Linked DNA regions of Homo sapiens: region 1 is linked to region 2. The links are chromatin loops, found by intact Hi-C in ENCODE. Cell type or tissue: breast epithelium. All regions are shown on one strand. Each heading gives the region's core, and the rest is flanking DNA. Links, peaks and the distances in the headings are about the cores only. Region 1 overlaps NDUFA1 (NADH:ubiquinone oxidoreductase subunit A1). Region 2 has its middle 27 kb from the start of UPF3B.

Evidence for each region. A loop is a pair of places that touch in the nucleus more often than their neighbours do. Peaks named below come from ENCODE experiments on the same cell type or tissue, not always from the same donor. Only the 100,000 strongest peaks of a DNase experiment are listed, where the experiment ranks them.
Region 1: it touches region 2 in a loop (22-fold over the local background); 5 of 110 quality-filtered maps call a loop at or near these places.

The regions. Positions count from the first base shown.
Region 1 is chrX:119,874,222-119,879,601 of GRCh38, reverse strand. NDUFA1 (NADH:ubiquinone oxidoreductase subunit A1) reads right to left here. Exons shown (of 3, transcript NM_004541.4): 3 at 2,940-3,088. The coding sequence ends at 3,068. Among named protein-coding and RNA genes, the nearest start is that of NDUFA1, 5.1 kb to the right of the region's middle. In breast epithelium, for the core only: no CTCF peak of the experiment used is centred there; no DNase peak of the experiment used is centred there.
Region 2 is chrX:119,823,678-119,829,057 of GRCh38, reverse strand. It overlaps a transcript of UPF3B not described here. Among named protein-coding and RNA genes, the nearest start is that of UPF3B, 27 kb to the left of the region's middle. RefSeq lists an enhancer at 2,245-2,344. In breast epithelium, for the core only: no CTCF peak of the experiment used is centred there; no DNase peak of the experiment used is centred there; H3K27ac peaks cover 621 bases; H3K27me3 peaks cover 295 bases.

The DNA.
Region 1 (5,380 bases), core at 249-5,248, 50 kb before region 2:
AAAAAAAGAAAAAAAGAAAAAGAAACACTATTGACCATTTTTGGTTTGGGTTTAATAAAAAAGGATTTTTTTTTTGAGCCACCATGCCCAGCCAAAAAGGATTATTTTTAAAGTAAAAAGAAACCCACGCCAGGCGCAGTGGCTCACAGCTGTAATCCCAGCACTTTGGGAGGCCAAGGCAGGTGGATCACCTGAGGTCAGGAGTTCGAGGCCAGCCTGGCCAACATGGTGAAACCCCTTATCTACTAAAAATACAAAAACTAGCTGAGTGTGGTGGCGGGCACCTGTAATCCCAGCTACTTGGGAGGCTGAGGCAGGAAAATTGCTTGAACCCAGGAGGCGGAGGTTGCAGTGAGCTGAGATCACGCCATTGCACTCCAGTCTGGGTGACAAGAGCGAAAACACCATCTCAAAAAAATAAAAAAAAGAAACCCTTTGGGGTGGTGTGACAATTGACAGGTGTTGGGCAGGGGATTAGAGCAACTATTTTCACTGCATACCTCATATTGTTGGATTTTGAGCTAGGTGAATATAACATCTATTTTTTAAAAACTTAATGATAGTAAATAAAACCGAGCAAATGGGATAGTTTCCTAAGCAGCATTTTAACAGGCCTTAAGAGCTGGTGACAGATGGATCTGACATCAGTAGCTTTACCACATCAGTTAGAGCTGCTTAAGAAAACCCTTCTAATTGCACTTGCAGAAAAAAAAAAAAAAGAAAAGAAAAAATAAAAGAAATCCACCGTTAAATCTTCTATCTTCAAAGTGCTTTAATCTGGCTCACCCCCTAGCAGTAGAGTACAAAAATAAAGCTCAATTTCACAGCAGATGCTACAAAAAAGGGCAGTGAAGAATTTGGACTCTTAACCGTGAACCTAACCAACTCTACCTGTCATTTTGTAGCCCCTCACTATACAGCTGTGTAGCTGTGACAGTCGTCTAAGGACATAAAAATGTAGGGGATGATCCCTGCCTACAGGCAAAATGGAGAAATAACAGACCTAAAAATCAATAAAAGTAGTAATAGATAAGTCATGTTTTCAACACATCTTCTGTATCCACAACTCCCTAGGTGTACTACTTGCCCTCTTCCTTCCTTTCCAGGGATAGCTTTTTTGTTTGTTTTTTGTTTTTTTTGAGACAGAATTTCACTCTTGTTGCCCAGGCTGGAGTGGCGGTGGCGCAATCTCAGCTCACTGCAACCCCTGCCTCCTGGGTTCAAGCAATTCTCCTGCCTCAGCCTCCAGAGTAGCTGGGATTACCGGCATGCGCCACCATACCCAGCTAGTTTTGTTAATTTTAGTAGGGACGGGGTTTCTCTATGTTGATCAGTCAGGTCTTGAACTCCCGATGTCAGGTGATCCACCCGCCTCCCAAAGTGCTGGAATTACAGGTGTGAGCCACCGCCCGGCCGGCGATAGTTCTCCTAACAGTCAATTACACAAGGCCTGTGAAGCATTAAATGATAATACAGGTTCTATTAAGTTTGTAATCATGACCAGGCTTTCCTTATACAGTAAAAAGTAAAAGGTCATTGCCGATCAAGGGATGGCACAATCCAGCCACCACTGTAAGTTTAAACACCACTTCCTTCTATAAGCCCCGCCCTATAAAATTAGATCAATGGCAATCACACAGTGCAGGCATGTTCAAGGTAACCAGATCAAATGTTAAACTGGATAAGCAATGAAAAGCAACTTAGTATTCTCACCTGGAAGTGTCATCTGTGGTGTTGCTTTATACACATGGAGTTATCACCATCTTTAGTTTTATCTTTTCAGATCTTCATCTTTGGTTACCTTTAATGTTGAACATGCATCTCTATTTCAAGTGCTCAGTACACTCTCATTTTAATAAACCGAATGATTGCTGTTGCTGTATACTAAAACAAAAATTAACTTAAGCATATACTATTTGTTAGATACTATACAGAATGTATGAAGGTTGAAGGTGCAATCCGTTTTAAACATATCCCAACTGGAATTTTTTTTTTTTTTTTTTTTGGAGACGGAGTCTCACTCTGTCACTGTCACCCAGGCTGGAGTGCAGTGGCACAATCTCAGCTCACGGCAACCTCCACCTCCCGGTTTCAAACCATTCTCCTGTCTCACACCACCACTGCGCCCGGCCTGGAATTATCTTCTTACACCCCTCTCAGCTCAAACCTAACCAACTGGAATTTTAAACATTGTAGGATCCACTCAGAAAAGGAACTAGAAAAAAAATACTTTTTCTGTATTCCCCTGGTCATCTCTGAAGAAACTATGTTTGTAAAATTTACTAATATCAGCCGGGCAAAATGGCTCACACCTGTAATCCCAGCACTTTGGGATGCCAAGGTGGGTGGATCACTTGAGGTCAGGAATTCGAGACCAGCCTGGCCAACATGGTGAAACCCTGTCTCTACTAAAAATATAAAAACTGGCCAGCCCCGGTGGCTCACACCTGTAATCCCAGCACTTTGGGAGGCCGAGGCAGGTGGATCACGGGGTCAGGAGTTCAAGACCAGCCTGACCAAGATGGTGAAACCCCGTCTCTATTAAAAATATAAAAATTAGCCAGGTGCAGTGGCAGGTGCCTGTAATCCCAGCTACTCAGGAGGCTGAGGCAGGAGAATCACTTGAACTTGGGAGTCGGAGGTTGCAATGAGCCGAGATTGAGCCACTGAACTCCAGCCTGGGCAACAGAGCAAGACTCTGTCTAAAAAAATAAATAAATAAAGTTAAATAAAATATACTAGTGTCTATTACAATAGTAGCAACTACAATTTATGAAGTATTAGCTGCTAGGCACAGAGACAGGTGCTTGATGTACATTATGGATGTACATTATGTCTATACAAGCCTCACAGTTGCCTTCTAGTTTTTTTTAAGTGATAAAGACTACATTGGGTAGATTGCTTGATTTTGTGTAACATATTTAAAAAAAAGAAATGCATTTTTTTCATTTTATTTTTATTAAGCACTACATAACACATTGCATGCTACATAATACACTGTAACCTTCTAGCAGGGGTAGATGGCCATAACTGAGTTATTTTTTTCATCAATCAGGAAAATGCTTCCTTAATCAATGTTCTCCAAACCCTGAAAAACAGTTTAAAAAGGAGAATGTGACAAGTCTGTTCCCATCAAAGATATGCCATGTACTTTTATTTCCAGTGTCATTAAATGGCATTGTTATTAAAAAGAGTGCTTCCACATCCCACATTTCTCTAACTGCAACAATACATTGGATTAAATTTTATAATCACTAAAGAATAACCTGTAATGATTTCTAGTTTTCATTTTCTGACAGCAGCATATTGCTTTATATGAAACAAACCTTCCCCGACCCCCAATCAGAACTAAAGTCAAGCAACTCTTTACCACCTGGATCCTTTTTTTTTTTTTTTGAGATGGAGTCTCACTCCCGTCATGCAGGCTGGAGTGCAGTGATGCGATCTTGCCTCACTGCAACCTGCATCTCCCAGGTTCAAGCAATTCTCCTTCCTCAGCCTCCCAAGTAGCTAGGATTAAAGGCATGTGCCACCATGCCCAGCTGATTTTTGTATTTTTAGTAGAGAAGGGGTTTCGCCATGTTGGCCAAGCTGGTCTAGAACTCCCGACCTCAGGGGATCCACCTGCCTCGGCCTCCCAAAGTGCTAGGATTACAGGTGTGAGCCACTATGCCTGGCCTCCACCTGGATCCTTTTACAAAGCACCTCAGTGAGTCAGAGGACAAGAAGGTAAAATCTGTTTTAAAAAATAACAGCCAACATGAGGTAGATACTATTATTCTCATTCCATTTTTTTTACAAATGAGGAAATGGAGGCTCAGAGAGGTTAAAAGTCACCTGCTTAAGTCCATAAGGAATTAGCAGAGCCAGAATTCAGGGACCCCAACTCCCGAACCCTTCTCTGACAAGCACTACACTATCTATTCAAAATACCTACTGGATCTTACTAAGTTGACAACCAAATACTTCAGAAGCTATAAATTAAAAGATTACACCTGGCGTGGTGGCTCACGCCTGTAATCCCAGCACTTTGGGAGGCCGAGGTGGGTGGATCATGAGGTCAGGAGTTCAAGATCAGCCTGGCCAAGATGGTGAAACCCTGTCTCTACTAAAAGTACAAAAATTACAGCGCACCTGTAATCCCAGCTACTCGTGAGGCTGAGGCAGGAGAATTGCTTGAACCTGGTGGGTGGAGCTTGCAGTGAGCCAAGATCATTCCACTGCACTCCGGCCTAGGCGACAGAGCAAGACTCCGTCTCAAAAAAAAAAAAAAAAAAAAAAAAAGACTCATCAGTGATGACACTTCTTCTAGGTATTAAATAACATAGTCCAGGTATTTGGTTTACTATTACAGGAAGAACTGCCTTAAGAGAAGTTAAAACTGTATCTTCCTTGGAGCCATCTCTTAGAAATCCTAATTCTGTCTCACATGCTAGGTGATTCTGATGGTTATTCTTGGACCATACTTTGAGAAATATGGCTCCAGATAAGTAGATATCTATTATCATGTTCATTGGATTAGATTCTCAACTACCTCTCTACTGAGAGGTGTATCACCCAGGTTGAGTCCTTATAATATTACTTAATCACTCTGACCCTTGTCTATAAAATGGAAATACTATTTACTTAGGTTTGTTGTGAGGAATAAATGAGGAAGGAGAAAATATTAAAAAGTAAACATTTTTAAAAGAAGTATGAGAATGAACTACTCCTACAAAATATAAAAACATACTATTAGGGCCAGGAGTAGGGGCTCACGCCTGTAATCCTAACACTTTGGGAGGTTGAGGTGGGCGGATCACTTGAGGTCAGGAGTTAGGAAACCAGCCTGGCCAACATGGTGAAACTCCATCTCTACCAAAAAGTACAAAAAAAAATTTAGCTGGGCATGGTGGCAGGTGCCTGTAATCCCAGCTACTCAGGAGGCTGAGGCACAAGAATCGCTTGAACCCGGGAGGCGGGGGTTGCAGTGAGCCAAGATTGCACCACTGCACTCCAGACTGAGTGACAGCGTGAGACCTTGTCTCAAAAAACAAAAAAAAAGACAGAAAAACAAAAAATATACTATTAAGTTGAGCCTTATGAAATGCTACTGCTTGGTCGTTTTTGACCTACAAAAATGGCAATGTCATAATTGAATCAAAATATAAAATTATAGTAATTCTTTAAATGAAGTATTGTTGCAGGAATAGGCAGACCTAGAGTATAGAAAAGCACATCCGTGAAACAGGCCCATGTGTACATGGAAATTTAGTTTACCAGAGTGGTATTACAAATAAAAATAAATTGGGTGCTTGGTGGTTTTTTTTTTTTTTTTTTTTGAGACAGGCTCTCATTCTCTCGCCCGGGCTGGAGTGCAGTGGTACGATCCTAGTTCACT
Region 2 (5,380 bases), core at 157-5,156:
AGAGTGAGACTCCATCTCAGAAAAAAAAGAAAGAATTGGCTAGGCATGGTGGCTCACGCCTGTAATCCCAGCACTTTTGGAGGCAGAGGTGGATGTATCACCTGAGGTCAGGAGTTCAAAACCAGCATGGCCAACATGGTGAAACCCCGTCTCTACTAAAAATACAAAAATTAGCTGGGTGTGGTGGTTGGCGCCTGTAATTCCAGCTACTCGGGAGGCTGAAGCAGGAGAATCGCTTGAACCCAGGAGGCAGAGGTTGCAGTGAGCCGAGATGGCACCACTGCACTCTAGCCCAGGTGACAAGAGCAAAACTCTGTCTCAAAAAAAGAAAGAATGAATCATGATGTGCAGTAAGTTCCTATAAGGAGATTTTTTTTTTTTTTTTTTAAGTAAAGACTCCCTCTGTCACCCAAGCTGGAGTGCAGTGGCACAGTCGCGGCTCACTGCAGCCTTGATATTCTGGGCTCAGTTGATTCTCCCACCACAGCTTCTTGAGTAGCTGAGGTTACAGGCATGTGACACCACACTCAGCTACTTTTTGTATTTTTTGTAGAGATACGGTTTTCCCATGTTGCCCAGGCTGGTCTCAAACTCCTGGGATCAAGCAATCTGCCCACCTTAGCCTCCCAAAGTGCTGAGATTACAGGCATGAGCCACTGTGCCCAGCCTCATATGGATTTTCAAAAGAACAGGGGCCAGGCGTGATGGCTCACGCCTGTAATCCCAGCACTTTGGGAGGCCAAGGCAGGTGGATCACCTGAGGTCAGGAGTTCAAGACCAGCCTGGCCAACGTGGTGAAACCTGGTCTCTACTAAACAATACAAAAAAAATTTAGCGAGGCATGGTGGCATGTGCCTTTCCTTCCAGCTCCAATTACATGGAAGGCTGAGTCAGGAGAACCGCTTGAACCTGTGAGGCAGAAGTTGCAGTGAACCAATATTGAGCCACTGCACTCTAGTCTGGGCAACAGAGCGAGACTCCGGCTCGAAAAAAGAAGAAAACCTGAAAAAAGAAAAAAAAAAAAGGTCGGGCACGGCGTCACACCTGTAACACCAGAACTTTGGGAGGCCGAGGCAGGCGGATCATCTGAGGTCAGGAGTTCCAGACCAACTTGGCCAACATGGTGAAACCTCATCTCTACAAATATAAAAAAATAAAATTAGCCGAGCATGATGGTGGGTGCCTGTAATCCCAGCTACTCGGGAGGCTGAGGTGGGAGAATTGCTTGAACCCGGAGGCAAAGGTTGCAGTGAGCTCAGATCGCACTGCTGCACTCCAGCCTGGGTGACACTGTGAGACTCCATCTCAAAAAAATAAAGAAGAGGAAAAAAAACCCAAGAGTGTGTGGAAAGTAGAAATAAAAGGCTGGGCGCGGTAGCTCGCGCCTACAATCCCAGCACTTTGGGAGGCCGAGGCATGCAGATCACGAGGTCAAAAGACCGAGACTATCCTGGCCAACATGGTGAAACCCTGTCTCTATTAAAAATACAAAAATTAGCTGGGCGTGGTGGTGCACCTGTAGTCCCAGCTACTCAGGAGGCTGAGGCAGGAGAATCGCTTGAACCCAGCCACTGCACTCCAGCCTAGGCAACAGAGAGTCCGTCTCGAAAATATATATATATGGGTGCGTGTTTGTGTGTATATATATATATTTCTCATAAGCTCCACCAAGGTCAAGACACTTTGTAAGCAGTGATACTAGCCATTTATTTATATATTTATTTATTTTTGTCTCTTGCTCGCAGCACCTAGATACTAGCCATTTCATCCATCCCCAAGGAATTGGAGATCGTGGTAATTTAACCACATCAATGAGATCTTTTTTACATTATTTACTGAAGAGAAATGGTTGCCCTTTACAGATTTTTTAAGATTAGGAAACAAAAAGAAGTCAGAGGGTACTAAATCCTGACTGTGAGGTAGATGCCTAATGGTTTTCCATGGAAACTCTCAAAATTGCTCTTGTTTGATGAGAGGCATAAGCAGGAGCATTGCCGTGGTAGAAAAGGACTCTCTGGTGAAACTTTCCTGCGCATTTTTCTGCTAAAGAGTTAGCTAACTTTCTCAAGACACTCTCATAATAAGCAGATGTTATTATTTTCTGGTCCTCCAGAAAGTCAACAAGTAAAATTCCTCAAGCAGCTCAAAAAGCTATTGCCATGACCTTTGCTCTTGGCCAGTCCATTTCGCTTTGACTGGATCACTTTCACCTCTTTGGAGTCATTGTTTTGATAGTGCTTTGTCTTCAGAGTCATACTGGGAAAGCCACGTATCACTTCCTGTTACACTTTCCCAGTAGATGCTTCATGATCTATTGGTTGGAGCAAAAGTCATTGCTGTTTTTGACATTCCTTTCAATGGCAAAAACAATAATTAATTTTGCAGCAACCTAATAGATCCCACTTGTTTACAATTTCCATTGAAATCTCTGTTCTTGTCTGCAGCTGATCTGGTTTTGGCAGCCATCAAGTGGAAAGTTTGCTCAACTTTTAATTTTTCAGTCAGAATTGTGTAAGCTGAACCAATAGAGATGTCGGTGTTGGCTGTTGTTTCTGCTGTTTATTTTTTTTCTTTTTGAGACGTGGACTCGCCCTGTCGCCCAGGCTGGAGTGCAGTGGGGCAATCTCGACTCACTGCAACCTCTGCCTCCTGGGTTCAAGCTATTCTCCTGCCTCAGCCTCCCCTAGTACCTGGGATTATAGGCACGCACCACCAGGCCCGGCTAGTTTTTGTATTTTCAGTAGAGACAGGGTTTCACCATGTTGGCGAGGCCGGTCTCAAACTCCTGACCTCAGTTTTTCCACCCACCTAGACCTCCCAAAGTGCTGGGAATACAGGCATGAGCCACCGCATCTGGCCGTGTTTCTGCTGTTAATCGTTGGTCCTTTTCTTTTTTTGAGACAGAGTCTCACTCTGTTACCCAGGCTGGAGTGCAGTGGCACGATCTCGGCTCACTGCAAGCTCCGCCTCCCGGGCACAAGCGATTCTCCTGCCTCAGCCTCCCGAGTAGCTGGGACTATAGGCGTGCGCCACCATGAATGGCTAATTTTTGTATTTTTTTAGTAGAGAATGGATTTCACCAGGTTGGCCAAGCTGGTCTCAAACTCTGGACCTCAAGTGATCCACTTGCCTTGACCTCCCAGAGTGCTGGTATTACAGGCATGAGCCACCACACCTGGCTGACTCTTCAGTTAGGGCACAAAGAGGATTAATTTCTTTCCTTGCAAATTGATGTGGATGTCCTGCTGCTGCAGCCTTCATCTTTAACGTCATCTTTTCCCTTGTTACAAGTTATCCATTTGTAAACTGCTGATTTTTTTAGGTGCATTGTCCCCATAAACTTTTGGTAAAGCATCAGTGATTTTACCATTCTTCCACCCAAGCTTCACCCTAAATTTGATGTTTGTTCTTGCTTCAATTTTAGCAGAATTCATTTTGTTCTGATAGGGGCTCTTTTCAAACTGATGACTTCTCCTTTTTTAATGCCTCAAACTAGATCCTGTTGAGATATTTTATAATGAATTAGTACCAGTTTATTTTGGTGCAAAAAGATTTTGAAATCCATGCATAGTTTTTCATAATACACAATTTCCATGGACTTTTTAAGACTTCTGATATGGCTGTTGATATAGTTTGGCTGTGTATACCCACCCAAATCTCATCTTGAATTGTAATCCTCATGTGTCTAGGGAGGAACTTGGATTATGGGGGCAGTCTCCCACATGCTGATCTTGTGATAGTAAGTCTCACAAGATCTGATGGTTTTATACAAGGCAGTTTTTCCTATGTTCGCACTTCACCTCTAGTCTGCTGCCATGTAAGACATGCCCGCTTTCCCTTCTGCCATGATTGTAAGTTTCCTGAGGCTCCCCCAGCCATGTGGAACTGTGAGTCAATTAAACCTCTTTTCTTTATAAATTACCCACACTCGGGTATTTCTTTCTACCAGTGTGAAAACGGACTAATACAGCTGTGAAAGAAATGGAGATACGGCTGGGCGCAGTGACTCACACCTGTAATCCTAGCACTTTGGGAAGCCAAGGCCGGTGGATCACCTGAGGTCAGGAGTTTGAGACCAGAACGGCCAACATGGTGAAACCCCGTCTCTACCAAAAATAGAAAAATTAGCCGGGCATGGTGGTGCACACCTGTAGTCCCAGCTACTCGAGAGGCTGAGGCAGGAGAATTGCTGGAACCCAGGAGGCGGCGGTTGCAGTGAGCAGAGATCATGCTATTGCACTTCAGCCTGGGCGACAGAGCAAGACTCCATCTCAAAAAAAAAAAAAAAAAAAAGAAAGAAATGGAGATACATAGGTTAATGGTGTTAATGAAGCATTATTTTAAATATAAGAAAGTATGTTTAGAAGCCAAAAGGAAAGCTCTAGAAGGATGAACACCCACGAGAAAGAGACAACAAATACTGTAGGCTTCTTGCAAAGGCAGGTGTAAATGGAAGCCAAGGTAGAGGTTAGAGGAGTTGGCCTTAAGAGAAGCAATTCTCCTGAACCACCAGGCATGAGTTGACATCCCTTGCCTCTTTGTCTAGCCTGTTGCCAGCCATCTCAAGGCCGTTTTCACGTCAGCACCTCCCTCTTCTGTTCTACTTGCCTTGCCTGTCCAGCTCTGGATAAACCACACGTCCCCACCCCACCCTCTTCAATTTCTTCCATTTGCTCATTCATTTAGCAAACATGTACCAATCACTGACTGTGTGCCCGGCCCTGGGGTCAAGGATTAAAATAAGTCCTTGTCTGTGTTGAACTCATGGTTCAATATTGGCAAGAGGCAAATAGCAATAATCAGATCATGATGCACAATGTCAGAAGGGTCGAGGTAGCACAGGGTGTTGTGGGAGCCTCTTGCCCCTAAGCTGCAAGTGTCGCTGGAGAAAATCCCTCAGCCAGATCAACCAGTGAAACCACAGGAGGGCCCTCCCTCCTGCGAAGCAATTTTTAAAATCCATCTTTAATTGATATCCTTTCCCCCAATACCATCTTTCTTCTTCTAGTTTGCTCCCTTCCTCTCCTTTCTTGTGTTGTAGGCAGTGGGGGTGAGGACCACTTCCTCATAAAGCATAATTTCACATCCTTAATAACTATAGGCCAGGCACCATAGCTCATGCTTGTAATCCTAGCACTTTGGGAAGCCAAGGCAAGAGGATCACTTTGAGGCCAGGAGTTCAAGACAAGCCTGGGGCCAGTGTTGGTGGCTCATGCCTATAATCCCAGCACTTTGGGAGGTCAATGCGAGCAGATCACTTGAGGTCAGGAGTGTGAGATCAGCCTGAAAAACATGGTAAAACCCTGTCCCAACTAAAAATACAAAAATTAGCCGGGCATGGTGGCGCATGCCTGTAGTCCCAGCTACTTGGGAGACTGAG